3 separate regions of the Mus musculus genome follow, and regions 2 and 3 are each linked to region 1. A link is a loop called in an ENCODE intact Hi-C map of the cell type or tissue named here. Cell type or tissue: left cerebral cortex. All regions are shown on one strand.

Evidence for each region. Hi-C counts contacts between places; a loop is a spot of excess contacts. Peaks named below come from ENCODE experiments on the same cell type or tissue, not always from the same donor. Only the 100,000 strongest peaks of a DNase experiment are listed, where the experiment ranks them.
Region 2: it touches region 1 in a loop (2.2-fold over the local background); 9 of 42 quality-filtered maps call a loop at or near these places.
Region 3: it touches region 1 in a loop (6-fold over the local background); 12 of 42 quality-filtered maps call a loop at or near these places.

Annotation. Positions count from the first base shown.
Region 1 is chr17:80,979,600-80,987,599 of GRCm38, forward strand. Tmem178 (transmembrane protein 178) reads left to right here. Exons shown (of 4, transcript NM_026516.2): 2 at 6,581-6,694. Among named protein-coding and RNA genes, the nearest start is that of Tmem178, 39 kb to the left of the region's middle. In left cerebral cortex, CTCF peaks have their summits at 1,656 (motif pointing left) and 3,022 (motif pointing left); DNase peaks (open chromatin) are centred at 2,309 and 2,977; H3K27ac peaks cover 2,113 bases.
Region 2 is chr17:80,828,586-80,836,585 of GRCm38, forward strand. No RefSeq gene overlaps it. Among named protein-coding and RNA genes, the nearest start is that of Gm33596, 23 kb to the left of the region's middle. In left cerebral cortex, a CTCF peak has its summit at 4,923 (motif pointing right); DNase peaks (open chromatin) are centred at 5,525, 5,851 and 6,393; H3K27ac peaks cover 604 bases.
Region 3 is chr17:80,870,791-80,878,790 of GRCm38, forward strand. No RefSeq gene overlaps it. Among named protein-coding and RNA genes, the nearest start is that of C230072F16Rik, 22 kb to the right of the region's middle. In left cerebral cortex, a CTCF peak has its summit at 4,707 (motif pointing right); a DNase peak (open chromatin) is centred at 4,739.

The DNA of each region.
Region 1 (8,000 bases):
TATGAGATTCTGTATTAAAAAAATAAAAAAAAGCAAAATTGTGGCTGAAGAGATGGATGAGCGGTTAAGAACATTGACTTTTCAGTTCCCAGCACCCACGTGGCAGCTCACAACTGCCTGCAACTCCAGTTCCAGGGGGTCTGATGCCCTCACACAGACACACATGCAGCTCAAACACCAATACACCTCAAATAGAAATAAACAAATTACACACAGAAGATCAAAATGCTATGCTTATATGTCTATACATAACAATAAAGTCAATTCCCCTGTTTACTTTTTAATATGACTCTTAGGAAGTTTGGAATTGTGTAGCACGTGGCATCTCTTCCCTCTGGACAATCCTACTCATATTTACCCCTTCAGCTTGCGTATCCTCCTTTCAGTACGTAGACTGGACGGGTTTGCCCTCGGAAGGTGCTTGCAGCTGGCCAAGGCTCTTCTAGTCAGTAGAAGCTGCCCAGTTTACTGCACTTGGCTTATTCAATTCAAGTCAGCTCTTGATAAAGGGAGCGACAAGGGGACATTTCTTTCATCTGCTTAACACCTGCTTCCCTCTGAGATGAAGTCTCTCTGACAAGAACATAGCCGCTGCCCTGACCTGTAACCCTAGGGCCGATCTCCCCCTTTAAACTGGGGTGTGTGCTGGCAGAGCTTTAAAGAAACAAAGAGTCCTTTACTTTCTGCCCATGGGCCACTTATGGAATTCCAAGTGACCCTTAAGTGTTTTAGGAAGAGTGCATACTGTCGTGACCTGCCATCGAGAGGCTCTCAAGTGTCGGAGGCCTTGCTGTTATTTTACCCTTTCCAGACTTATCTGAGAGATGCCGCGCTCTGACAAAGAAGCCATAGCGTCTGCTTATAAGGGAGTTGAGTCATGAGCGGAGAGGGTGACTCTCTGACCCACCAGAAAAGACCAAAGTCAGAACTCGGCAACCAAGGCATGAGCTCAAGAAGACAGAACTGAGTTTGGGAAGAATTGAAGGCAAGCACCGTAGGAATAGGAGGGTCATGGAAACAGGCACAGCACTGCCATGGAATACTTTTAAGGACAGAAGTGGCCTCTGGGAATTATTCTCAGGGTCAGTAAGGTAGGGCTACAGAGATTCCAGTCAATGGGAAGCCATTCACACGTTCTCACGGTGTGATATGATACACAGAAACCCTAATATCATGCACTGAGGGAGTATGAGATCTCTCTCTCTCTCTCTCTCTCTCTCTCTCTCTCTCTCTCTCTCTCTCTCAGTTGTCAAAATTGGAAAGTTGGCATATTGGCCGAACACTAAAGCTATGTAATAAATAAGTACATAATGCTTATATGTGCCAAGCACTTTATTTTTAAATAAATGCATCTATTATGGCAAGTAAAACTCTCACAGCCACTAATTTAAATCCCACGTAAGCTGGGAATAGTGGCACATAACTGTAATCCTAGCACTTGGAAGGCAGAGGCCAGCCTGGTCTAACAGCAAGCTCCAGGCCAACCAGGCCTATGTAAAGAGATCCTCTCTCAAAATGAGAGTTGTAAAAAATATAGTGGGGGCAGGAGAGATGGCCCCATACTGCTCTTCCAGAGAATCCAGAACCCAGAACCCAGGCCATGGCTCACCACACCAGTAACTGAAGTTCCAGGATATCTGGTTCCCCCTTCTGGCCTTCCTGGGCAGTAGACACATAGTGCACATACATTTGTGTAGGCAACACAATCATACACATAAATAAAAGCACACAAATCTTAAAAAAAGTAAAAAGCAATATAACATGATACTGCAAAATACAGGAAGATGACTTCAAATTACATTTAACTTATTTTTTAAAGGAAGGATTTTATGTGTATGTGTCTTGCCTATATGTTTCTCTGTATTCCATGTGTGTGCCTGGTGCTCTCAGAGACCAAAAGAGGCTACTAGATCGTTTGGAAGTGGTTTTATACATGACTATGTGTCACCACATGGGTGCTTGGAATCAAACCCAGGTTCTCTGTAAAAGCAGCCCGTGTTTTTAGCCACCGAACCTATCTCTGAGCCCATCTCTCCAGACCTCTCAGGGATTACTGAGGCCCCAGACACCGTACGTGATCACAAAGCAGATTAGACCAGCGGTGGCACACATGTGGCCTGCTGTCTGAGAGAAGAGTGATATCGACGTTAGTTGGCAATCTCTGCAGGAGCCCAGTGCTGGGAGTCTTGCACAGAAGACAGGAGTGGACAGGCAAGAGGGACCAGTGGTTGGATCACTGCCCCGGGCAACTGTTGCATGGTTCTGTTTATCCCTTTGTACACATGAGCTAATCTGCGATGGCCATTTAGGGTCCAGCCTCCTGGTATGGGGCAGTGGTTCTGTCTAATGAATGTGAGCATTTGCCAAGAGATGACTCACAGTCCAGCATTGAGGTTTATAAAGGGCTAAGCCCTTCACAATAACCCTACAGAGTCTATGCCATCAGACCTCTGCTTTTATAAGAGAGGGAACTCAGGCGCAGGTTAAAGGATTTGCTAAGTTTACACAGCTGTAATTCAAACCCACGTCCTGTCTCTCTGCCCAGGTTCGAAGCCTGAATGACGTCTCAGTGTTGAATTACTGTGAGTTTTGTAGTATCTCATACTTGCTATGTCTCTCCCTTATTTAACCTCCCCGTGTGTCCCCGCGACTCACTAGCTGTGGGGCTAGTTCACTATTGTCAGCAGTAGAAACAGCAACGATTCACCAGACCAAAGGCTCCATTCCTCATCCAGTAGGATGTATTTATTTATATATCTTATTCTATGGTTTTTTAGCATCCTTAAAGTGGCTTTACTTGGCCCTGTAAGAAGCTAATTATTCACCAAATATAGACCACGGCTTGTTCTTTTCAGCCCCCTGCATGCTTTTTCCCCTCATTGTGCGATGCCATCTGGTGCTATGAGCTCATGCTTTCTGTGCTCCTTTGCAGAGCGCCAGATTCGTCCTTTCTGAGCCCAGAAAGCAAGGTTGATTTCAGAGTTTGCTTGTGTGGCTTTGAGAGCACTGGGGTCTAACGCCTCCTAGTGGATTTTGCCGGTATCACTCCTTACCATCACCACAGGGAATTCATGCTCACCCATGTAGACTGTCCGTCCATGTCTTTCTTTCTGAGTCAATAGCTTTGGTGAGCCACCCAGCACCAGCAGGTCTTTTTCTGTGTCGTTTTTATTGGCTTAATGCTTGGGATGTGGGAAGCCAAACCCTGATAATTACACTTTCCTCTTCAAATCTGTCTCACTTTGTGCTGTGGCGGTAGAACACGTATTAAAGAGAAGGAGATCGGAAGTCTTGTGGCTGGCCTCGGATCCGTCCTTCACACACTCTTTCTCCAAAGTCCGGAGTCTCTCTGATCATTTTTTCCCCAGGAGTGGAGCACTGGGAACATAGGACATTTTCTTGTATACCGAGCTTAGGATATCAGAGCTTCCCCACCAGACCTCTGATCTTTGAGACTTTTGAGTGCTGCTCGTCAGATCTGCTCCCTCTCTTTCCACCTTCTGATGCTCGATCAGCGTCCTTGGCAATTAGACTAAGATCCAAGGGATATGAAGTGTGTCTGGTGATGTCTGCGCTGCTAGCCTCGGGTCTCACTCCAGCAGAGCACCGGCCAGGCGATTGCCCTCTTCCTGTAGCCCTGCCTCCTGGGGGACTGCGTGGTACTATGAAGGCACAGAGGAGAGAATCAGTCCCAGGGATGTTTAGAGTAGTTTAAGGGAGCACACAGTGTCTTAAGTGCAGAAGTCGTTCTAGGCAAACCATCTCTGAGTCTGAGAAAGCTGGTTTTTGTTTTGTTTTCCCAATTCCGTACCTCTTCACCAGCATGAGGCAGCTTCTAAGAGATGCAGGTGGGGAAGCCATGGAGTCAGCCATGTAGCTGGTCTAATCCCCAAATGAAATGTATCGACAGGTGTGGAAAATGGAGACAGACACAGCCCTCTGCCAGGAAGCAGCTTTGTTTCCAAAAGTGCTCACGTTGGTACTGAATTGGAAAAAAAATCGATTTTTCATATCGAATTGACCGTTTTACTTTAGAATAGCAATAACTGTAGAAATCTGTAGAATTAGCACCAGTTTCTAAAAGTTAAAGAATTCAGTTTGTCTAACCACACACACATTAAGACTTGCTTATGTCGTTGTACTGTGGCCTAGGCTAATTCCTCAACCTCTGAACTTCAGACATTTTTTGTTTAGTGGAATAATTATTCCTGGGGTCGTTGGTGAATGTCAATTGGATTACTTTTATATGTGTATGTGTGTGGTGTATTGGTATATCTCTATCTCCCCTTGTGGAGGAACAAGTATATGTGGATGCGGGTAGAAACCAGGGCTTGATGTTGGCCATCCACATAAATTACTCTGCATCTGAGATACTGAGGCAGAGCACCATACTTGAACGTGCCTGTTCCAACAGATCAGCTAGTCAGCTTGCTCTGGGGACCTTCTCTCTCTCTGGGCTTCTCCTGGGACTAGGATGGGCTGCCACGCCCAGCCAGTATTTATGTAGGTGTTGAGGATCTGAACTCCAGCCATCATGCTGATGGGGCAAGCCCTTGGCCTGCTGAGCCGTTTCCCCATCCCTCACGGAGGTTTTGTTAGATAATTTTTATGTGTAATTGGGATGATCAGGTCATCTCTGTCTTCTGGTCCATACATGGTATTCTGCATAAACTGAACTTTGTCTAGTGAACCCATTTGTATTCCCGACATGTGTCTCATCTGGTCATGGTGCATGGCTTTTTACATGTTGCTGAGTTCAGATTGCTAGTATTGGGAACAGTTTTTGCATAGAAAATATCAAAGAAAGTGGCATATTTTCCTGGAGTTGTGTAAGAGGACACAATTTTGATCTGCAGAACCCATGATATTTTTTGTTTGTCTGTTTGTTTTTTTAAAGGACCAGGGCAGGGGCGGGGAGTCGGGGGGAGATTGAGATCCAAGCTGGATGGGATGGTAAAGGTTATGCTCCCAGCACTTGGAAACTGGGAACAGGTTCATCTCTAAAGACTTACTGACTGGTCAGACTACCTAGTCTATTAGTGAGTTCCAGGCCAGTGAGAGGTCCTGTCTCAAAGAGAGAGAGAGAGAGAGAGAGAGAGAGAGAGAGAGAGAGAGAGAGAGAGAGAGAGAGAGGAAGAAAGAAAAAAGAGTGTGGGTGGGTAAAAATGGCAGAGAGACCTGAGGACTGACACCCAAGGCACAAACACAAGATATTATATAGTTTTCTTTCTTGTGATGTCTTGATTTCAGATCCAGTTGGGAAGTGTTTCCTCCACTTCTGTTTGGTTTTTGAAGAGTCAGAGGGAGTGCTGATTCTTGTTTAAACATTTGGTAAAACTCATCAGCCAAGTCTTGGGCTTTACCTCACAGGGCTGGTCTCACTAAGCTAATTACTAACTCCATCCCTTATCTTGTTATAGATACAGTCAGAATAGCTCACCTATTGCCTTGAGTTAGCCTTTGAGTTTGTGTCTTCCTAGGATATTTTATGTCCTATTTAATATTAGTTAGTGTTTGGCAGGTTTGCCAAGTATTTATTTCTATAAGATTAATCTCCTTTTGCTTTATGATTTTTTTTTAAATCCACTTTGTCTTTTTACTTTTTGGGAGTTTGCCTATCCACTAGAAATTAATTGGCATCTGTGAGTATTCTCTAGTTAACAGCTGCTGCAGTTAAAGGGCTACAACACACACACACACACACACACACACACACACACACACACACACACACACACTGTTTCTAAGGTCAGTTTAATGAGATGCATTTATCCAGACAACTGGCCAAGATGACTGACCCAGAGAAGTATGTTTTGTTTGTTGCTGAGTTTTAAGAGACGGTAGATGCTGTTCATAGAATTCGGAAGACTAGAAGGGAAGAATAGACACCAAGGCCAGTCAATAGGAGCACTGGGTACAGAGGATGAGGGGTGCACACGACCCCATGGCTACACATAGCGGTATCATATATGGGACCAGCTATGCCACCAGCTGAGGGGAAGAAAAAAAATCATAGTTCAAGTCAGTGATATTAAGGGATGACACAGCCTCTTGGAAGACTAAGTAAACTTATGTTCATCAATTATAATTACTTCCTAAACCACCGTGTCAAAGTTGTCTAAGGAAAAAATGTCTTCTAGCTTCCAAATAACACATACACTAATGAATTTTTGGGAAAAACTTAATTGAGAGTTTGAAACTAGATTAAATTCAAACAGGGTGTTCAGGCATCCATTTAGAATTCTAAGCTGGTTTTCTTCAACCGTTTGTACATTTGAGCACATCTACCCCCTCCCTCAATAGTTATGTGCTTAAGTCATATGAACTCAGTGTTGAAAAGCATTTAGTGATTATACATATATATATATAAATGCATATAAAATGGAATGTGATTTTAAAACTCTATTCCAAGCTTTTGGTTTTCGCTGCCATGAGTCGCCTCTGTTAATGACAGTAATCATGAGATTCCCTGCTCCTTCCCCATTCAACCTGGTTTAGGATAAATTATTCTGCCTTGGGCTCCAGAATTCTATTACAAATGAAGAGGCTAGTAAATCTCATTTCTTCTTTTTTTTCCAAGGTATTGCACAGCGATGCACAGCAATCAAGTACCACTTTTCTCAGCCAATCCGCTTAAGAAACATTCCTTTCAATTTAACCAAGACAATCCAGCAAGATGAATGGCACCTGCTTCGTAAGTATTCCTGGGAAAGAATTAGACAAAGATTCCACACCACTCGCTTGCGTTTGGATAGGAAAGTGTTTATCTTATGCACCCTCTGGGCTCAAGTGAACTGGGTCAGACACCCCAGGCATCCATTTGCTAATCTGTAAACACCGCGTGTTTATAATTCAAGTGTGAGAAAAACCAGGCGTTAAAGTACATGACCGGACCAAGTGGCCGTCTACCCAAGTAGCAATGTTAACTAACTTCAGGTAACGGAACTTTGGGTTGTTTTCGGTTTTGTTTTTGTAAGTTTAATTTTTAATTATGTGTATTGTGAGGGGAATTTATGCAGTAGAGTTCAGGTGCCCTTAGAGGTCAGAAGTACCTCTAGATGTCCCTGAAGCTGGTGTGACAAGTGGTTGAGAGCCACCCAACCTGGGTCCTGGGAACCAAGTTCAGATAAACAGAAGCAGTGTTTGTGCTTTAAGCCATCTTCCTCTTCCTAACCCATCCCAATCTCTTTTTAAAAACAAAGTTAGCAGGTATACGGACTTGACCTCAACACTATTCCTTAGTTGCTCTCATTTTTGCTTTTCTTATATAACATTTATTTTAGCTGCCGTGTTTAGCTCAGATCATTGCATCTTTGCTGAAATATCTTTGTGAGTATATGACATAGCTTTCTCAGAGGTAAGAGAGAGTTCCTTTCCTCGGCATCTTCGTGGAAAGAACCGCTCCTTTTCACTGTCAAGGAAATGCGAAAGTCTGGATAAAATCGGACAGCTCAAAACTATAAAGGGTGGCTATTTACCTGGAGAGGCTTACTTCAAGCTGTCTCGTGGCAAGTGGCATGTGACAGCAGAACAAGACACCATGTTCTTTCCAGTGTGACCCAGAGTCAGAAGTCAGCATTGCCGTCTTTTCCAGAGTGCAAGCAGCAAAGAGTTCTGTGGTCGTGGTTTGGGGTGGAGAAAGCCACTGTGGATACTGTCTTGTTCTTTGAGTAAATCACCACGTGGAATAAAGGGCTGTCTCGATTCTCACTACAAACGTGGAGGCTCATACATCATCAAGGTGGCATCTCATATGAATATTGATGACTACGTTAGGATTTAGAAAGTCACTGAATAAGTACTGGGTAGTGATGGTGCACACCTTTAAATCCAGCGGAGGCAGAAGGATCTCTGTTCAAGTTTGAGGGCAGCCTGGTCTGCAGAGCAAGCTCCTGGACAGCCAAGGCTACAGAGAAACCCTGTTTCAAAAGAAAAAGAAAAAAAGAAAAAGAAAAAGAAAAAAGGAAAAGAAAAGAAAGAAAGGAAGGAAGGAAGGAAGG
Region 2 (8,000 bases), 150 kb before region 1:
AGAGGGAATTCTGAACGTTTTGGTGGGCTCTTCAGAACTACCTCTTCCTTCGTCTTGATGGAAAATTAGATCTAAAAATTAACTTGGAGGGCTGGCAAGATGGCTCAGAGGATAAAGGCACTTGCTGCTTAAGCTGCTGCTACCTGAGTTTGATCTCCAGAACACACAGAGCAGAGAGAGAGAACCAACACTGGAACGTTGTCCTCTTACCTTGTGTGTGCTGTGGTACATGCCCCTCTCAAATAAATGTAAAAACAGTGGTTGACTTTGACTCTCTTATTATTTACTTTATTTATTTATTTATTTATTTATTTATAAATCACTTAATCTGTTGGCATCTCAGTTTCTGGAACAAACCGAGAGTTTATATGAGTTTATATGTGTAAAGACTACACACTCTTGGGTAAGAAAAGAAGATAATAAATGACTTGCCCATGCACTAGTCAGCTTTGCCATAGTCATGACTGTAAAAGGCAAATCTTGATTACTTATAATGTTAATTTCCCTACACTGGTTATTAGGGAACATGGCTCTGTTTTTCAGCTCCCAGTGTCCATTCATTATAGGGCCCAGGTTTGAGACGTCCCTACCCATGGCAGAGGAAGAAAGAAAGGGAGTCTGGGAAAACTTCAGCATTGCCACATCCATGAAGTTTTTGATCCAGTTGGTTAGGTCACTTGTCAAGGACAGTGACATGTAGGCCAGGTGAATCAGTGTGTGCCATGTTTTCTTCCAACAGAGGTCACTCAAGTCATTTGGTGACTGGAGGGCCTTCTAATTCTGTATGGGAAAGCAGAGCCAGCAGTTGGGGAGAACAGTATGTCATAATAGATTTTCCTGTCAATAAAGAGGTATGCAGCAATGGTTCGAGCTTATTCACAAAAGCACGCAGGTCAAGGAAGTTGAATCGTATTCACACAAATCCTTCCTTAGGAAAGTTCAAATCACCATTACTCACAATAACCTAAATGTGGGCTTCAAATGTTCAGCAGTGAATAAAAACTAGGTAGATAAGAAATGTGGGCCAGTCCAAGGGAGCTCTGGTTAGTTCATATTGTTGTTCCTCCTCTGGGGCTGCAAACCCCTTCAGTTCTTTCGGTACTTTCTCTAGCTCCTTCATTGGGGACCCTGTGCTTACCAGTACCCCCAGAGCTCCCTTGGACTAAACCACCAATCAAAACCACATGGTGGGACTCGTGTCTCTATCTGCATATGTAGCAGAGGATGGCCTAGTCAGTCATCAACGGGAGGAGAGGTCCTGTGGAGGTTCTATGCCCCAGTACAGGGGAATGCCAGGGCCAGGAAGCAGGAGTGGGTGGGTTGGGGAGCAGGGGGAGGAGGGAAAGGGATAGGGGATTTTTGGAGGGGAAACAAGGAAAGGGGATAGCATTTGAAATGTAAATAAAGAAAATATCTAATAAATCTATAAGTATGGGGCAAAAAGAAATGTGGACTAGTCAGACAGGCACAGAAAAAAGTAAAATATGATTACTTGCGGCTGAATGTTGAGATGCTGTGTTGAAAGCCTCGTGTCAAGAGGGACCACCATGGTGGTTTGTGTTGTCAGTGTGACCAGATTGAGAGTCATTGCAAAACAAGTCTCTGAGGATGACTGTGAAGGTTTATCTGGATCAGGTTAACTGGAGTGGGAACGCCACTCTAAATGTGGGTGCTCTTCTTGTGTGTGTGTGTGTGTGTGTGTGTGTGTGTGTGTGTGTGTGTGTGTGGTGTGGCTGTTCCAGAACTCAACCTAAGGAGAAAGCGAGCTGAGCACAAGTATTCACTAATATCTGTTTCCTGCCTGTGGACTCCATATCCATCCCTTGTAGGATTCTGCTTGGATGACTTCCCTACCAGGACCGACTGTGCCCTCAAACTAAGACAAAAGCAAGCCTTCCTGCCTATGTTGCTTTCATCACAGCCATGAGAAAATAAGCCAGCCCAACCACATATTGTATGAACTAATTTACATTGGCATTCAAAATAGACAAATCCAGGAAACAGGCTAGTGATGGCTATGGACTGAGGAGTGGGGTACGGGGTAACTGCTTTAGGCATTACAGTTCTTTGTGTGTCTTAGAGAAGTTCTGGAAACGGATGGTGTTAATAACTGGACAACCCTTTTAGTACTGAGACAATGGAGATACAAAAATCTCAAACTAACAAGCTACTTCTTTTTAAGTGAATGTTACAGCATATGAACTATATTTCAATCGGTAAAAATTTCCAAAGTTGGTAGGATTATTAAGAGGTTTTACTTTTTCATGTATTTCTATTCTGCCTGAATTTTAAAATAATGAACAAGTACTATTTTTATGTCAGGAGAGACAGAATGAAGACATCCTAATTAGGGGAAATACGCACAGGAAAAAAAAATCAGTTGTACACTGATAATCCCCTTGACCTTTCATTAGGATGCAATTCAGGTGGCTTGCTCTCAAGTACTTGCAAGTTAAAATCTGAACAGTCTTTGAGTGAGACACTCAAGAAAATCACCACAGAACTGTGTCATTAACCTGGAGGAGAACAATAGCGATGATGGAAATAGCCAAATCAGGAGAGAGTGAAGATAGGCTTCACCAGAGGTGTTAGAGGTCAGTGATACACTCCATGGGAAGTGCCTTTCCAGAGAGAAAGAGATCCCATTGGTAGCAGAGTCTCCTTGCTCTTCTTCCTTCACAGCAGATAAGCCAAAGCCCCACATTCCTCTTGAGTTGTACGATCACAAAAATGACAAACGAGTAAGTATTCTCAGGTCCAGGCTCTCCTTTCTCTGTTGGATGAATGTCTCAGCTAATATCTTGCTCAGAAGACAATGTGCTCTGTCCTGGGTTATGAGTGGAAGAACAACGATGGCTGGGTATAAATAAGATGGTTCCAGAAGATTAAGATGGAAGCTTAATGTAGAGTGGCCAGGCTGGCATCAGTGGGGGAAATCTCTGTGGGTTGATGGCCAAGATCTGGTGAGGATGGGTAAAGCTAAGTGTCTTAGCCAGGGTTTCCATGCTGTGAACAGAGACCATGACCAAGGCAACTCTTTATAAAGGACAACATTTAATTGAGGCTGGCTTACTGGTTCTGAGGTTCAGTCCATTACCATCAAGGCAGGCATGGCGCTGGAAGAGCTGAGAGTTCTATATCTTGTTCCAAGGGCAAACAGGAGAAGACTGGCTTCCTCAAGCAAATAGGAGGAAGCTCTCAAAGCCCACCCCTGCAGTGACACACTTCCTCTCATAAGGCCCCCCGCCTCCTAATAGTGCCACTCCCTGGGCTAAGCATGTTCAAATCACCACACTAAAGCTAAGAGCCACAGCTACAACTCCCCACACAGCCTACTCACTCTACAAGAATTCTTCTCAAGATCCAGAACGTGCCACAGGCCCCTCAGGGCTCCAAGGTGGTTACAGCATCCATTTCTCATCCGTAGTCAGTCCTTATCAATGAGCAATATGAAAGGAGGGTAATAATTCATAACCAAGGAGCTCCAAGAAGTCCAAAGTCAGATAGGCATGAAGCATATCCCAGTGAACACTGGAACCCTGTGCCTGGCACAGATTTAGAGAGAATTAGAACAGATGAGAGAGGCCAGCACAAAATCAAAAGAAAATTAGTGTTCAGAAAATTTGTACTTATGTGTAGGTGTGTGCAAGCACATATTGCTAGAAGGGGCGCAGCTTGGATTCTTTATAGATAGCATACCCTAAATGTAATTGTCCCAAGCATTCCAGCTATTCAGTTTCCTTCTGCAAGGTCAAATGGAGCTGGGGAAGAAATCATAACCCTGGTGACCACAGACTTGTTTTAAATGTTCTTGGGCCAGCAGCACTTAGGCAGGACTGTGTTCTGCAGCCTATGAATGCTCACCGCTTACTGTTTGAAGAAGGAAAGGGCAGTGGAGTGGTTGTCCCTGCCAACCCTGGCAAGAAAGTGCAAGGTCTTCCCTTGCTCACTTAAACTAATTTACCCAATGAAGAGCAAAACCAACTCCCCAAACAGCACTGCATCACTGCATCTCTGACCGTGTTTGGCCGGCATCACCAGGGAGATTATGCTAATTCCAATCTGCAAAGCAGATTACATTAGCAAGCTAAAGCAAGAAGCAATCAGTGTTTGTAATGTGGTGTTTTCTCCTCAGACCCACCTGACCCCATGCTACAGAGGTTGAATAAACTTTCAAGTCTGACATTGCAGATAGCTTAGGACACTGATGGTGTGATAACTTCTGGTGGCTCCAGGATTTTTTTCAATATAATCAAGAGAATTTTAAAAATATGCTTTAAGATGTTTCTTTGACCAGAGCAAAGGTTAGCCTGATAATGCAAATGAGTTCTTTATTCTTATTTTGCATTTGAGACACACATTTATTTTTAATTGATTGTGTGTGTGTGTGTGTGTGTGTCTTGTAAAACATCCCAGGCAGACCTGGAATCCATAATTCTCCTGCCTCACCCTTCCCAGTGTTAGGATTTACAGGTGTGCGCACCTGGCTAAGTCTTTTGTTTTCTTTTAATTAATTTTAATTGTGGTTAAAAGTAACCTAGACCTTTCTAGCATGCCTGAAGTCCTGGGTTTGCTGAATTACAAGACTAAAAAAGTAAAATAAAATTACCTCATTCAACATAAAGCTTATTATCTTAACATATTTTTATAGGATATCTTTGGATTTTGACAATATTTAGGCAGAGTGTAATTTCCACAGCTGGGGATATACTTGCTGACAAAGAGACAGAGAGAGAGAGAGAGAGAGAGAGAGAGAGAGAGAGAGAGAGAGAGAGAGAGAGAGAGAGAGAGAGAGAACTATTAATTTTATTTTGTAAAAATAAAATATCTATATATTTATTTCAAAATTAAATTAAAAAAATAAAGAATTTATTCATGTGTATGTTTTTCCTCTGTGCATGTCTATATATTATACATGTGTGGTGTCCAAGAAGGCCAGAAGAGGGCGTCATATCCCCTGGAAGAATGACATGATTTCTGATCCACCATGCAGATGCTGAGAATTGAACCTGGGTCCTCTGGAAGTGCTCTTAACCTCTGAGTCATCTCTCTAGAGTGACTTGCTGATTTTATTCACACATCTTAACATATGCCCAGTACCTAGTAGGTTTGCAACAAGTGTCTATAGTTAGCAAACATATAGGTGGTATACCATTGAATATATATTCCGCAAATCCCCTGCCCAGCCACTAGAGTAGGAGGAGCTAGATGACTCACCCACCTTTTCCTGGGCTTCTTCTGCAGGGGATGATGTGTGACGCGAAGGAAAACGGTAGCTCAGGCCAAAGGTCAGAAATTTCAGGGCACAAAGCTAATTGGCACAAAAGGATATGATTTGAGATTTCAGACGGCATTTAATACCTGCTGGCTACGCTTGATTAGAGGGCACCGTGTTCCCTTAATCATCAGCCACCTTCAAGTACTTACATCATCACAGCAACGGAATGTGGGCTGAGGGCAGCAGAGAGGACAGAGAAAGGGCAGTCTGTGTGGGCGGGTTGCAGCCAAAGCAGGAACAGGTAGACTGAGGAGAAGGCTCACTTAACATTTAAACATCTCAGCTAGCAGCTTTTAACCAGCACTGCTCAAGAATCCTTAAAACTCACCCTGGGCTGAGCCTTTCAGAGCAATAAGAATCTTTCCCCGGGCGGGGTGGGGGGGTGGGGGTGGGTGGGGGTGGGGAGTAACCGCACTGAATCACAGGTGTTTCTAAATGCCCCTTCCGTAATCCTAAGTGAGAGCCCTGCTTTGGGCTGGCAGCTGAGTTCCTTGCTAAATACAGAAAGGTAGAACTGACTCAGAAAAACTAACTCCACAGACAGCAGTGTCTCTCAAGCTCTCTGAGCTTTGGCATCACTGCGACATCAACAAAACACAAAAAGCCCAAAACCCCAAACAAACAAACAAACAAACAAAAACAACAACAAAACAAAACAACAACCACCACCACCCATCTATTTCTGCCTGGACCTGGTTCCCACAGGCTGCATTGAATTAATCTTTGCAGTAGCTTAGACTCTGAAATTTGAAAGACATTTCTCTCTATGTAGATAAGACACAAATGATTAGACACGGAGGAATGTCTAGCCCCAAAGCAGACGTAATTATCTTAATCTGCATTTTAAACACAATTTAAATTGTGGTAAAATCCACATGTCATGATTTACCATCTTAACCATTTTGAAGTGTTTAGTTTTGGAGTATTAAGTATGCTTGCAGTATTGTGCAACTGGTCTAGAATATTCTTTTCCTATTTTAAAACTGTAACTCTAAACTTGCTAAACCACATGCCCTGCCCTGCCTCCCTTCCCCCAAACCCTCAAACCCCACTGCATTTTCTATGTCTTTGACTACTCCAGGTCCCTTATGTAAGTGGATTATATAGTATTTGCTTTGCAGTGACTAGCTAAATTAGCATAATGTTCTCAAAGTGCATTCTTCAGCTTCAGGCTGTGCCAGAATTTTCTTCCTTTTTAAAACTTAAGAGAATCTCTTTGAGATCCTAGAGTGGAATTGAGAGTTGTCTGGGAATAGTCTGGGCCTAGTCTTTTGAGCAGTCATCATATCGTTTCCCATGAAGGTTCCAACTTTTCCAAGCCTTCGTCAATAATTGGTACATTCCGGTTTTTTACTTATTTGTTTACTTATTTATTTATTATGTGCTTGTGCATGTGTGTATGTCTATGTGTGTATGTCTATGTGTGTGTGTGTATGTGTGTGTGTGTGTGTGTGTGTGTGTGTATGTTTGTTTGGTCTAGAACTCGCTGATTCCAGGGCTGTGGTTCTCAACCTTCCTAAAGCTATGACCCTTTAATACAGTTTAATACCTCATGTTGGGGTGACCCCCAACTATAAAATTGTTTCATTACTACGTCATAACTGTAATTTTGTTACTGTTAAGAATCATAATGTAAATATCTGATATTCAGGATATCTGAAATGTGACCCACAAGTTGAGAACCCCTGAGATAGTGTGAATGCTTCTCTTTACCCCAGACTCCCATGACAAGGATCACACGTGCAAACTACCACGCCTACCCATTTTACTTGGGTTCTTTGACTTGAACACCGGCCCTTAAGCTTGTACGGCAAGAACTTTACCCACTGTGCTCTCAGCTCAGTCCTGGTTTTCAGTGCTCATTTTTTTGATGGTGGCCTCTTTAATCGGTGTGGCTAAGAAGCCACTCTCTCTACTCCCCAGGCTAATTGTTTGCATGCCAGGATGCCTCTTGGGCTATATCTTATCTAATATCTTATAGCAGTGATTCTGAGGCTGACTTTAACGTTTGCTTTTCCAGTTTTATATGTATAGCCACAAGGACATGAGCTCCTTTGTACACTATTATTCCCTAGTAGCCTGGGTGACAGGTGACAGGTGCTCTATGAGTATAGACTTGGAAGACTGATGTGATCCAATCCTGGGGTCCCATCTGGTCTGATGTGTACAAGTAGACAGAATAATAATAATAAAAAGCAAGGGAGTAGCCCAAAGCCATGACAAGGAAACCTGATCTTCAGAGCTGCCCAACATAAAAGGAAATCGAGACTAGATCTTCTTGTAACGCTTCAGTCTTTTACAGCACACATAGACTCTCTCTCACATTCCTCCCATCTCTATCTCCCCCACCAATCTTTTATTGGTGTGTCGCCTTATCTTTCATTTCAGGTTTCCTCCCGTGTCTTATTCGGTCATTCTCCTGGACTGAATCCAAAGTTCTGCAAGTGTGTAGGAAAGCGACATCCCCAACTGGCTGACTTGAAGCCAGTGACTGGGGTGTATTAAGGTTTTGCTGCTGTGAAGAGACACCATGACCATGGCAACTCATAGAAAGGAAAACATTAAAGTGGGGCTGGCTTACAGTTCAGAAGTTTAGTCCATTATCATCATGGCAAGAAGCCTGGTGGCATGCAGGCAGGCATGGTGCTGGAGAGTCACCTGAGAGTTCTACATCTGGATCTGTAGACTGCAAAGAAGAGACACACTGGGTCTGATTTGAGCA
Region 3 (8,000 bases), 110 kb before region 1:
TGTGAGTGCTAGGATCCGAATCCAGGACCTCAACTTGTGTTTTTAATTGATGAACTATCTCTCCAGTCCTTACTATGCCACTTTAAAGAGGGGCGTTGAGAACCTGAGTTTTGACTTTCAAGTGATGGGAGTTGTCTTGGAAGCGATCCCTTGCAGGGACAGAGGGAAGAAAATATTTGCATGTTACCTTCACCAACAATCTCTAATAAAGCTGTGATTTTGCTTTGAAGAGGGGCTCATACAGTCTTTCGGCTTGTCAGGGGACCTTACAGCTTGACTGTGTCTTCATTGAGACTGAGACTCCACTATGTCATGTTCCTCGTGAGGAAGCAGGTGATTGTGATTGTCTGTATACATGGCAGTGTGGGGCAGAAGGGAGGAGAGACTGCCAGCCCGCTCTCCCTCCTGGCCTCTAAAGCTACTAGAGCAGATGTGGCAACTCTCTTTCAGCTTCCAGCGTCAGCTCTCTTCTCTCAAAATTAGACCTTCATGCTGAGGATACAGCTCTGTGGTAGAGTGTTTGCCTAACATTTGTAAGGCTCTGGGTTCCATCTCCAGAGCCATTAACATCCAAAACAAACTTAACCAAAACAATAACAGCAATTATAACAAACTAATCTCCTACTCATTGTTGTTGTTATTATTATTATTTTGCTGCTGTGGCAGGGAACCAAGGATTTGTTTGTGGAAGGATGGGTTGATTCTGGCTCACATGTGAGGATACACTTCACCACGGTGGGAAAGGCAGAACTGCAGGAGTAGCTGGTATATTGCATCCGTAGTCTGGAAACAGTGAGATGAATGGTCGTGTTCAGCTCTCTGCTTTCATTCAGCTGGGGACCCTCAGTCCCTGGGATTTTGCCATCTACATACAGGCTGGGTCTTTCTTCTTTAGTTAAACATTCCTAGAAACACACTCATAGACACAGGCAGGGATGTGTTTCCTTGGTGAGTCTGAACCCAGTAAAGATAAAAACATAGATGAAACACCACAAATCTCCATACTACCTTTTCCTTGAATTAGACTTTTGCTATGGGCTGAGAGTCAAGGTAGGGGAATACTGTTCCCTCTTACTGCTACCACCCCCATTTCCTTTCTCTCTTTCCAGGCACCCTGCATTAGCATTCTTCCAATCTTAAACCCGAATCATAACCCTCACATCAGGGAGAAAATATGACCCAAGTTCAGTACAATAAAACACCAAACACCCTGAGGCTGCCCAGACAAGGCATCCTGAGAAATGAAGTCAGTGAAAATTTAAAGAGATCCTTAACGGGGACATTTCTTGCCTTCTTCACATGGCAGATCAGCAACAAAAGCTATACGTGTGGTGACATTGCCATGCATATGTAGAAGAAAAGCTTGACTGGAGCATGACTAATAAGCCCAAGATGTCTGAGAGAGACCCCATGTTATGTGTTTTAATCCTTCTGCTTCCTGCTGTTGTATATCAATGTCTCAAATGTAGTTACTAAAAGTCATAGTGATTTGTAATTTGCCAAGTCCTATGGGTTGACCAAATGGCTCCTGTATTGTCTTTATCTGGATCACTGTATGGCTGGGTTGAACTGGAGGATCCAAGATGGCTTCCTTCATGAATGTGGCAGATGGTACTAAGTGTGATCTGGTGCCTCTGTGGTAGTTTTCAGTGAGGTTGGTGGTACTGGTTTCCTTTTCATAGTGGTCTCAGGGCAGTGTCTTGGAAGCCATCTTAAAGCCTTGCCTCTGAATCTCAAATAGTTCTACTATTGCATTAGGTCTAGAGCTGTGTTAGCCATAGGTGTTATATTTTATATATATGAAAAATGTCCTTCTGTCATAAACAAAGCTCATGAGTTGAAGACTTAGTCCTGAGATGTAGAATGGAGAATGGATCACAAGGACTCTACGTTCACCCATGTAGTCCAGTGATGGGCTGTAGGAAGTAGGATCTAGCTGGAGGACGCAAGTCACTGGGCTGAGGTGGGAAGTTCATATCTTGTTCCAGGACTCTTCTTTCATTTCCTGTTTTTTTTGGGCTATGATAAAATAATCCATTTTTCTCCACCATTTCCTATCAGCAGGATGATTTTGCCTTGTCACATGATGGTGGATAGAAACCTCAGAAATTCTGAGTCCGAACTGTTTCTTCCTTCCTTTTGGCCATTTTCTCAGGTATTTGGTCACTGTGATAAAAAGCAGTTAATACACGACCATCAGGAGAATGTTGGGCCACTGAATATTAAAAGTCATCATGGAGCTCTTGTTGTGTTCATTAGAGTTTGGCCAATGCTGTCTGGAGCTTCCTTTTCATGCCATCAAGGAGGCTGTAAGCTGCACAATCAAACCAGGAGGACTACAGTTGGTATCATTCAAGGCTTTCTAATAACAGAGAGAACTCAGCATTATTATTTTTTTGTACATATCTATAGCTTGTGGCTCTTTTTTTCTAAGTAGTTCTTGATTATCCTTTTAAAAGAGTCTAATTGAAATACAGTTCACATGCCACTTAAAACATATGGTTCTATGATTTCTAGTACAGTCATAGATATGTGTAGTGACTATCAGTCAGTTTTAGAATATTTGGATCCCCTTAAGAATACATTCCATATTTAGATATCATTCCTCATCTTTCCATTTTTCCATACCCTACCCTTTAGAAAGTCTTTATCCTTGTGGATACTTTGTCCTGGACTTTCATATGAATAAAATCATATGATATGTGATTGTGAGCCATTTGTGTATGCATATGGGCAGGTATGGACATTTATTGCAACTGATAGAAGTTGGGAATCTTCACCTCAGAACACATACTTATATCTTCCTTTTTTATCCAGAGGTTTATAAAATTTCACGCATTCTCTGAAACCTTGGTCCAGGGAGCCAAAGTTAATAATCTTGCTCTGTGGTTAGTCAAAAATGGGCATTTGGTAACAGATCCTACTACTGCTATGGTGGTTTGAAGGAGAATGACCCCATTCCACTAACTAGACAGCAAGCTTTCAAATGCCTCCACCAGACCCAGTTTCTCTCTCTGTTTCCAATTTGGAGATAGGATTCAAGCCCTCAGCTATTGCTTCAGTGTTGTGCCTTCCTGTTTACTGCCATGCTCCTGCCATGATGGTCATGAACTCACCCTCTGAAACTATAATTAAATACTTTCATAAGTTGCCTTGGTCATGATGTCTCTTCTCAGCAATAGAAGAGTAACTAGTTCAACCCCCAACAGCATGAGACTATAGAGATTTGGGTCACTGAGGGCGGTAAATTCCCCAGAATGGCAAGTAACAACAGCAACAAGGAAAGGCCAGGCATCATGTGTTTACAAAGCCAAAGAAACTATGTTTATAACACATAGTTTGCCAAGGAGGGGGCGATGTGAACAGATGTGTCATTTGCAATTATTCCTAAAGATGTTAATTATGCAAATGAATTTCTGATTAGGGCGCTAAAAAAAGAACCCTATATATTATGAGGTGTTGGATGTGTACAATCAAGCACGCTTGCTGTCTGTTTCCCAGGCAATCAGTGCTGGTGCCAGTCTCCTCACCTGCAGCTCTTGTCTGCCCATGTGCCCCTTTGATGGTGGAGGGGAGCTCTGAGGGACATTTCCAACCCCAGAGTGTAAAGCTGGAAGGGGTCTTTGAGATCCTAGAGTATGGTTCTGTCCTTGAACAGGGCAAGAGAAGGAAGTTGCAAAAAATGATGTGATCTGTTACTTACAGAGCAAAGAGCCCATGTCTCCTATATTATCAATTCATCTCCTCCTGCCTTACGGAATCAAACAGGACAGACATCAACTATCAGCTTTCCAGTGTGTGCAATGAGGTCCAAGTGGATGATAGAGCTAAATACATCCTTGATATACTTGGGGGGTTATGCGTGAATGCACATGTGTGGCTCAGCAGATATGGAGCCCAGTCAACTAGAATAATACAGGTACTACATTATACATCATTTGGTTTAGCAGAGTTGCTTCTTGTCGTTAGTGACTTTTTAAATTAAAAGTAGAAAACAAGTAAAACTTTAGATCCTTATTTACAATAGTTACAATTCAAATGCTCAGTAGCTTCTTGTCACTGATATCTGCCATATTGGACACGCAGCAGACCATTTCATCGGTGTAGAAAGTCTTTCTCCAGTCCACAGCCAGATCTTCTTGAGCCTGCATCCCAATCCCACTGTTCCCACGGGAGATTATGGGGGTTATTTAAAGTTCTCAGGCCTCCCTTCCTCATTGGTGAAGTGGGCAGAAATCCCAGTATCTGTTTCACTGACTGCCCTGAAGGTCATAGATACAAGAGAGGAACTGTGTAGCTTGTGAGTAGAGGAAGAGATAGTAGGTACTAAATAAATACCACTCTCATCAACAGACATCCCAGCATCCTGCTTTAGTACCTGTGGTCTCTTCTAAGTAGACTAGTGCAACCTGGTTCCCAGAAGTGTAAGGCATTGATTCTAAGAAATCAACATCTTTAGTGGGTTATAATAAAAGGAAATCAGGAATGTGGAGATTAGACAAGGGGCTGGGGGGTGGGTTTTATTTTGGGGGATAAAATCGTGTGGGATGTGAGATGGATAGAAGTCTCTGAAGCTGCTGTTTCCCCCATTTGTCAAGAACTGATTAAACATATCCCCCAAGCAATGAAGACATCAGAGGTATCAGTCTGTGTGGCCACAGAGGTCTTATTCCCTCCTCCTAACCACTGTCATGATGGCTTGCCCGCTTGTCCACAAGAGGGAAGCAGGGGAAAGGAGAGAAGGGGACTCTTCCGAGCCTCACTGGCTCTTGGCAGGAAGCTCCGGACAAAGGGAAGCTGATTAAAACAGAATTGTCTTTCACACAGCCCCAGGCCTCAGGTGTGTTTTTCTTGAACTCATTACCTCACGATTCTTCCCAAAAGCTATGTTATCTAGAAAAATTACAGTTCATAGCCTTTGGGGTGTTGACAATAATTTTTACACCTGGCTAACGGCTGGTACCAACCTCCCAGGAGCCAAAGCGGCAACAACAACCCAAACAAGCAAACAAACAGACAAACAAACAGAATGCCACAACAGACTCTCAGGCAGAAGGTGTGAGGAGAGAGTGGTGGCTGGTGTCCAGGTAATTTAGCCACATGGCCAGCTCCTCTATACCGACTGTTCTGCCAGGGCTCATAAAGCATTGGAAAGAGATATTAAAAGAAATGATTCCTTTGCCCTTGGGGGATTTTGAGTAATTTGGGAGCTAGTGAGCCAAGGGACAAAAAGGGCTTAGGGTGACAGCTGAGGGTGGGTTGGGGGAAACACTGCGATAGGAGCCTCGGGATGTGCTGTATTCCCTGTCTCCTGTTAATTAATAGTGTGACTTGGGGTGAGTTCTGGCAATTCTTTGGGTCTCCTCAGTTTCATCATGGATTCATTTAAGATGATGGACTGACTGATTTTAGAGTTCTCCTCCATGTCTAGGATTCTGAGACCTTGACTCAGATGTGGAGATGTGAGTCTATGCTCCATAGAGTAAGGGCTGACAGAAAGCATGCAATCTCTAGTTTTATTTAATTTTGGAACAACAGCTTATTTATTGTAAGAGCGTCCCATGCAATGTTTGGATGCACTTGTACTGCAAGAGTGGTTGATGCCTCTCTAAAAATCTAAGTTTTTCTGGATAAGATGTTTATTTGACATTTCCTGTCTTCTACTTAGCTATGTCTGACCTCTTGTTTAGAGGGGAACATGTTTTAGGGGTCAAGGAAACGTATATCTGCCTCTCTGTCTTCATACTGACACATGATAGGAAGAAATTGATGAATGTGGCTTCTCAGACTCAGAGAGAGTCCTTGGCCACATTTGACTTCACCACAGAAGTCAAGGCCTTAGCTTCTTGGGTAGACATGGGAGCCACTGGTTCTTTTTTCGTTCAGCTTTCAGGGGAGACAACCTCACACAAGCAGAGCTGCTAATGGGAAGGCAGAGGGAGGTTCTCCCTCTGTACTGTCCTCTCTACAGACTTTGTTCATTCCAGCATCTAGCAAACAGACCCGCAAGCTGGCTGTGTGGGCAATGCCCCCATTCTCAGGCCCTAAGACACAGTGTTGGGTATAAGCAAATGTCTCCCTGCTTAATCTTCCCTCCCCCTCTAATCTGCCATTTACCAGTGAGCTCTGAATTTGGAGATCATATACTGCTGTTTATAGTAATTCACTATCTCTCGTTTTCTCATTGGGATGGTGGATTTCTTTGTTTTCCCATGTGATGCTACGTCATTGCTGTCTCTAAATCTCATCCTGGTTATTGACCAGCCTAGAGCAGAGGAAAGGGGTCAGCATACAAAGTCATTAGAAAGAAAAAAGTAGGAAGAAAGAACTAAATATAGGTCCCTGGGAGACATGCCAGTTGCTTATATGAATGTTATAGGTAACCCTATGTTATGGACAACTGCTTGAAATAAGGCAAGGGTGACTCTAGTCTTGCCATAGCCCAGCATTTCAGGTACGGACACCGACAATGACACAGTCAATAAAAGACATCTCTTGGGATTCTTTACCAACAGATGCCATAATCACAGTGATTGCAAGTTTTGTGGTCCAGCCCTTTAGTTCTTGCTGTTGCATTGCTGCATGCAACATAGCAGTACCTCCTGCTTCCTGTCACTGGCTTTCCTGAACCTACAGGATTAAGTTCCTATGCCACATAAAAGTGCATTTTCCTAGAGAAGCAAGTCTAAACTCCACAGCACAATACCCAGAGCCTCCCCAGGATGTTGGAATGCTTTTTGAATTTTTGCGTTTTTCCTGCTCCAACCTTCTAGGTTCCAAGGATTCTAGGTTCATCCAAATAAACACTCAATTATTTTCCAAACACTTCCTCCACCTCTCTAGACTTTTTCACATGCTGGTTGCTTTATAAATGCCCTTCCTCTTCTCTGGCTGATATATAATTTCTTTTGAGTCTTGGTTCAAGTGGGAGCTCCCTGATACACAGTTCAAGTCCAATTCTTCATAAGCTCCCTGCTTCCTATCTCTTTACACTGAACCATACTGAACTTTAATAATTGAGCCAGAGGTCTGTTTCTCCCACAGTTTAAGAGCCCTGCCAAGGGCAAATGACTTGACCAATTCCCCCTTGTAAGCTTCTCTCCAGTATCTCCTGCCTGCTCTTTCTGTATCATGGCGCCTAGCATGCAGGAACATTCAATAAGCTGTTTTATCATGGAGGAGGACCAACACACTATGGCCCAGATGTCTAATGTCTAGGTTGTTTTGATTACATGGTATATGTGGGTTGTCAGACAAAATAAATCTTCAAGAGAGAAAAGATTAAATTGAAATATTAGTGTGGAACATACTGCAGCCTATAAAAACTAAATAGATACTGTAATTTGTGAGTGATATGAAATCTGTGTCTCAAGGCACAAATCAGAATAGAGCCACAGCATGACACATTTGTAATAGGCTAACATTAGCATTGGTATTAGCATCCACTAATCCTATTGTTCTCTGGGGGGGTAGAGAATGACTATTTTGGTATCAAACAACATGTTATCTACATATACATTACAACTTAGGAATGGAATTTTTGTCTTTGTAGAATAAGAGTCAATAAAGCAGCTACGTATCTCAACTGGCAAGTACTTCATGAGTGGCCACAAGGCTGATTCCTAAGACAAATGATATTACTTGGTACTTTGCCTAGATGAAATCTAGAGTGGCACTTCTTCCAATATTTTATTTCCTTTTATATGCATTGGACATACGTTTAGCTTTCTAAGTTCTGGGCTTTTGGGAAAGCACAGAGCTAGAAACGTAATGGAAGAAGTATATGAGAATCTTGTCTCAGCCTTGTTGTTAAGGAACCACAGAACCCCAGCTTCTCCTTCTTTGCATGAGAAAGGCCATGCAACATGGTCTCTGAAAGTTATTTCTCTCCTATAGCATTTTGTCTTCTTGTGGAGTCAGATTTACTGTACACTTTCCAATGCTCATGCTTCAAGGTTCCTCTCTTGTAAAAAGTCCTGAGAGGGTCTTATCAATGTCTT